2 separate regions of the Homo sapiens genome follow, and region 2 is linked to region 1. The links are chromatin loops, found by intact Hi-C in ENCODE. Cell type or tissue: GM12878. All regions are shown on one strand. Each heading gives the region's core, and the rest is flanking DNA. Links, peaks and the distances in the headings are about the cores only. Region 1 holds the start of MIR3660 (microRNA 3660). Region 2 overlaps LOC102724637 (a long non-coding RNA gene).

Evidence for each region. A loop is a pair of places that touch in the nucleus more often than their neighbours do. Peaks named below come from ENCODE experiments on the same cell type or tissue, not always from the same donor. Only the 100,000 strongest peaks of a DNase experiment are listed, where the experiment ranks them.
Region 2: it touches region 1 in a loop (5-fold over the local background); 4 of 110 quality-filtered maps call a loop at or near these places.

The regions. Positions count from the first base shown.
Region 1 is chr5:90,014,172-90,017,096 of GRCh38, forward strand. MIR3660 (microRNA 3660) reads right to left here and starts at 2,549; the gene lies at 2,450-2,549. RefSeq lists an enhancer at 540-589. In GM12878, for the core only: no CTCF peak of the experiment used is centred there; DNase peaks (open chromatin) are centred at 510 and 1,560; H3K27ac peaks cover 1,861 bases.
Region 2 is chr5:89,932,580-89,935,504 of GRCh38, forward strand. The region is part of intron 2 of LOC102724637 (a long non-coding RNA gene); the gene reads left to right. Among named protein-coding and RNA genes, the nearest start is that of MIR3660, 83 kb to the right of the region's middle. In GM12878, for the core only: no CTCF peak of the experiment used is centred there; a DNase peak (open chromatin) is centred at 1,702.

The sequences.
Region 1 (2,925 bases), core at 264-2,763:
ATAGAAAGAGAAAGTAGACAGCCCTCCCCCTCTTGGCCCTAATGGAATAAGGATCAAGACGAGAGTCAGAGGTGCAGCAAAAGGGGCCAAACTTGAGGCAGGGGCCTACAGAAACTCTAAATATCTATGAGGAAATTTGGGAACATAATAGCAAAGGTCTTCTTTCTCCAAAGCCTGAGAGTCATTGCAAACATCTAGGAATAGTCTTGCAGGAGAGGAAGGAAGGGAAGGAGGTGGGTAGCTCAGTGCTGTTACAGGGAGGTGGCTAGAGACAGGAGCCAGAGGCTGTGATCCCAGTCCCCAAGGCCTATGTGGAGGGGCTTAGAAGTTTTTGCATGCCTCAGTAAGGGTTCAAGGTACTGAGAAGACTGGTGAAATAGCAGAGGCCTGGGGTCAGGACTAAGAAATTGTGGTGAGTTTTTAGTGTACTTGCATGCAAATAACTGGGACCATGAATCTCAGTAGTGGTTGCCTTCATGACAACCAAGGAGGCCAGCTGGGACTAGCAGCACTATCCTCATTGCCACCAATCTACCCAGATGCTATCTGGAGGTGAAAGGAAACCCAAAGAATCTCTTCTTTTTTCAAGAGAAATTGTCTAAAATATGAAGAGACTGGGAGACCATTAATTGTCAAGTTTTCATCCCACCACCCCTCCCTGCACAGTATTCAGTGACATAGAGGTCATGAGAAAGATTAGATTAGTTACTTACAGACTATACCCTTCATTTGCAATTTATAAATTGTGACCGTACCCTATACCTAGAATCTGGAAATTCTATCTCATATATCATTTATCTAAGATCTGTGCCATACATTAAAATGATTTTTCCCAGTTTGTGTGAGTAGTTATATAACCAATAAAATCTACTTTAAAAAGTAAAGACATTTACTATCAGCTTGACTTTATAATAAAACCAAGTTTAATTGTTTGAAAGTTTGATAAGGCATCTGCCCCATAGAAATGTCTTATTAGGCAAAATCTGTAGATGTTGGTCATTTGCTAAAGAGCCCCATTTTCTCCTCTCACCCCAATTTACTGAATGGGTCTGCTAAAAGCATAAGCTTTTTAGTCCCATAAGTAATTTTAAAATGATTATTCTAACTGAACTGCTCCTAAGATTTACTACCTATATTCAAGTGTAAACAAAACACTAGATCTCAGATTCAGTAAGGAACTTTTCCATTTCCTTTCTCTCCATTTAAGCTCAAGGCAGATATTATGATTTTGAAAGTAATATTTATTTGGATAATATCAGAAAACCAACCTAAACAAATTTTTTCTTCTCATGCTATTATTCTGAAACTTCCATGGTTATTTTTGTATACATTTTTCTTTCCCTCTTCCTTACAATCCTTATAACTTTATCCTCACTGGAGTTATTCTGTGTTGGAGCAGATAAACAAAATGAATTCTTACACTGTATTAGCCGAAGGGCAGCAGACATGAGAAGAAAAGAGAAGTGGTGTTCACAGTCGAAGGACGTGCTTTTCAGTAGTGATTCAGACAATTCAGAAAAGCTTACTCATCTCTTTCCTATCTGCTAGTGTGACCACTGTATTCTTCTTTTTCAGATTGCCTTCAGGGTTATCTGCTGTTTGAGTGTCATTACAAAAGTCAGGTCTGCTCAGGATCATGTCAAATAATTTATCCCCATGTCCTCATTTTAACTCCCCATTGCTTCTTCTCAGCCCTGTGCTCTGGGTCCTCACCACACATCAGGTCATAGAAGCTGGGTGCCCCCTCACATTGCTTTCTTTCTTATTATGCATACCAGTGTTATGCAAACCCTACAGGAGTATCTTAGGTTATGCAGTTTTCCCATGACATTTAAAGGAACCCTAAGCCTCTTGTGGGAAGTAAGATAAGGCATCCTTAGAAAGTGTTATCTCTACAGTTTACTACATTGGGATTACTATTCACTCAACTAAATATGATTTCAAAAAGTTAATTGTATTTTCTAGATATCTTAAAAAGAAACCATACATTTTTAAAAACATGCTGCTTTAACTTTGTCTAGAATCTTACTCCCTGCCCCCAAATTTAACAGCTTAGCTTTTCCATTGCTTAAGTAAGTGCCTTGTATTTGAATAATACAGCTTAATCAGATTTTTGAAAGCTTTTATTACATCGTTTTAAAGTGGCATAAATAATGTAAAGTAAGCCTAATTTCACATTAGACACCTTCTATGGCGGCTTATGAAGCTCAAGTTTTTTTAGTTTTTTTTTTTTTTTTTTTTTTTAATTAAGGCGATTCCAGCAGTCATTTCTGACTCTGTGGCATCTTTCTGCAAATCCTGTCCACTTTACTGCTATACCGAGGTTCATTTGTGTCATTCAAATCTTTGCTCTTTAAATATCCACTTATAAATTTATTATGGCAATACATTCATATCTTTACATTTAATCTGAAACTTCGGTAACAAGCAGGAGATGGAATAAATGAGTAGCAGACACACTTGACAAAGTCAAAATGCTCTCCTGTCAGTGCCCATATGAACTATTACAATGACAGAAGAGCATTTTAATTTTGTCCAGTTCTTCTTTCTCCTTTTCACTCTGCATTTCTCCTTCTCCAGCTGGCTACGGAAACTTTGATAAAAGATCCAGACTTTAAATGCCCAATATCCTCAAAAAAATGTCAGAGAATGTTTTAAAATCATAGATTTTGAATGACACAGATGAACTTCACTTGCAGCACTGCTGCAGTGGGGAATTTATCATTTTGTTAATTAAGAAGGGTTTTCCAATAGTCACTCCAGAAATTGCCTCTGGAATATCATTAATTAACAATCTTACTTCCACCATGGGAGGGAGGAATGAGGCCGAGCAGCAAAACTCACAAAAGGACTAACTTAAAATACACACACACACACACACACACACGCATTTGAAAAGCACCAGACAAATCTGGAAAAGAGGAG
Region 2 (2,925 bases), core at 199-2,698, 82 kb before region 1:
GAGAGAAGAAGGTATTAGGAGCAAAGACATTTAGCAAATTAAAGGACAATGTCTAAAAAGAAATCTGGGGTGGACTTCTGGAATATGAAACTTACTGGAAGCATATAGATTTGAAACTTATTAAGTTTGTATGTCAAATGCATTGCCAAAGAAACCACATGACTGGTTGAAAAATCATCTGTCTGCTCAAGACTTAAAACAACTCTTTGGCCCCCAGCCTTTCAAGAGCAGGAAGTGAGCTGAAAACGAAGGTGCTATAGTTAAAAAGGGCACATTCCTAGACATTCACTTCGCATGGGACTACTGAGAACAATGCACAGAGAAATAGAGCAGAATCATTACCTAATTAAGGAAATTCCCACCCATTCCCTGCCCACCCTCTCACTCCCTCAAGATAGGGGGCCATCACCTTATCTATGCAATGGGATTTCAGATGTGCTATGAACCAAGGACTATGGACTGTTTCCAATTCTTTCCTTTTCCTAATTAGAGTATTCCATTGTTGTGTTTAGGGTGGAGGGCAGATACAATTTGTCTTTCAAGTTCATAGGATGCTGGAAAAAATGAAGACATAGTTGGACCTAATTCAGAGGCTCTCATGAGTCCAGAGTTCCTGGACTTTAAGTTGGACTCAGTGACTGAATAAATTTTAGGTTATCTTTCTTTGGAGGGGTTGAGTTTGTTCTCTGAGAAGGATAAGGAAATAAGCGAATATTTTGTGACTGGGAGGTTGGACTACGGCAGAAACATTTAATTGTCAAATATCTGCATGATCTTCTACATTTCCCAGCCTTCTTTACAGTTAGGTTAGAACTACGTGATGAGTCCTGGCCTCTAACAGCTATAAGAAAAAATGACATAAATCATTTCCAGGTTGAGGCAGTTTAGAGTACAGTGATTCCTCTAAAATTCTCTTTTTCTCTTTCATGACCCCCTTGGAACCTATGCATGAGATGGTGGAGGCAAAAAAATAGAGTGAATCATGATCTCAGAGTCACTGCTTAGAAAAAAATCCCTGCTGCCCTTAACCAGGCTTTGCTGTTTTAAGCCACTGCAGTATGGACTAGTCTATTCTTTCTGATACAGTTCTCTAACCAAGAGTTCTAAGTCATCACAACCACTGATGGAGCCAGGAAATATGCCACTGCTATAGGGATTAACTACAAACAGAGCTGTCTACTGGTAAGGATGAATTTAAGGTTTCATATAGAAATTATTAGAGTGTATGTTGCAAAGACTTGAAAAAAAATGACCGTGTAAGAAAGATTTCAATAGACCACCACACTTGTTCTCCTCTCAGAAAAGGGATATAGCAAAAATGTTGCCTCTTGACATTATATTCATTAGCAGCTGGAAAGATCATTCAGTTATTTACATAGGATTTTCAAACCATAAGCATCTCCCATATCCGACCATGCTGTCATATTTTCTGCAGCAAAGGAAGAACTTCATCTCCCCAACCAGCACATAGTACCAAACCCTATATATACTGATTTTCCCCTACATACATACCTATGATGAAGTTTAACTTATAAATTAGGCACATTAAAGATTAACAATAAAGAATAATAATAAATAAAACAATTATAACTGTATACTGTAATGAAAGTTTTGTGAATGTGGTCTTTCTCTCAAAATATCTTAGCGTACTCATCTATTTTCAGACCACAGCTGACCACGGTTGACTACGGGTACTAAAACCATGAAAGTGAAACCTTGCATAAGGGAGAGGGATTACTTTACTAAAGGATCTTTTTGCTTCAACTCTCTCCATTTTTCTCTTCTCGACCTCTACCATAGGTATTTGAAAATTCTCCTCCTTTTAGGAACACTGTGAATTTGAAAGCCAACCACCCTTACTATTCTTATGCTGACAGCATCACATAAGACACAATCTTAAGCAAGTTTTGCTTCTGAGTCCTGGCTATTTGGGCCCTTGAATATCAGCGCTCCCATACGTCCCCACTATTCATTGCTCAGTTCCTCTGCCATTATAACAGCACACTGCATCAACTCAGACCAGCCCAATCAGGAGCTCCAAGAAAATATATCTTCATGCATATTTTATTAAATTGATCTAAGAAAATTTCAAAGAGACTCAAATTCCCATCTTGGTTTCTGCATATACGCCAACTTTTGTAAACATAGTCACATATCATCTGTGTTGATAGAGATACAAAATCAAATCTCAAGGTAGATCCTTCACTCGATGGATTTCTCAAGACAAATTAACACCTCCCTTTGCGCAATATCAGGTCACATTATGGAACATTAATTTTAAGAAAATAAATATGTGTCTAAACATGAGTGTGGAAATATCAGTGACTCTTTGTTTAAATACACCTTGACCTACGTTCCAAAAATCTCCTATAAACGTGAACTGCTTCATTTTCTCCATGAAAGTGGTTGTTGGAGTCCACAGTTTTAAATATTCAATACCTCTTCTCCTCTTCTGTAATATGTCTACCACATCCTTATAAAAATCAATTTAATAAAAGGGAAATATGAAATACATGTATGTACTTATAAACATACAATAATAAGATGCTGAATGCACAAATCCAAACATTTAATTCAAGAGAAGCCAAATGAAATAAAGAAAATGGAAAGTGGCTCCAGCATTCTCATATCCCTTTCTTGGGTGACCAACTGTTCTGGTTTGCTCTAGACTGAGGAGGTTTCCGGGACATGGGATTTTCAGCACTCAACCAGGAAAATCCCTCCAAACTGGTACTAATTTATTACTCTTCCCTTCATGATTATTAATATGATAACCTTAGTTCTTTGCAAATTGAAAAATATAAATATCGCTTTGCTTTTTATTTCCCTAAAGTATGGAAGCCAGATAAGATTTGTTCTCAAGAACTCCAGACATCCATATTCAATCTCAGCAGGTGTAAATCTTCTTTCCCAAAGAGTTTAAGT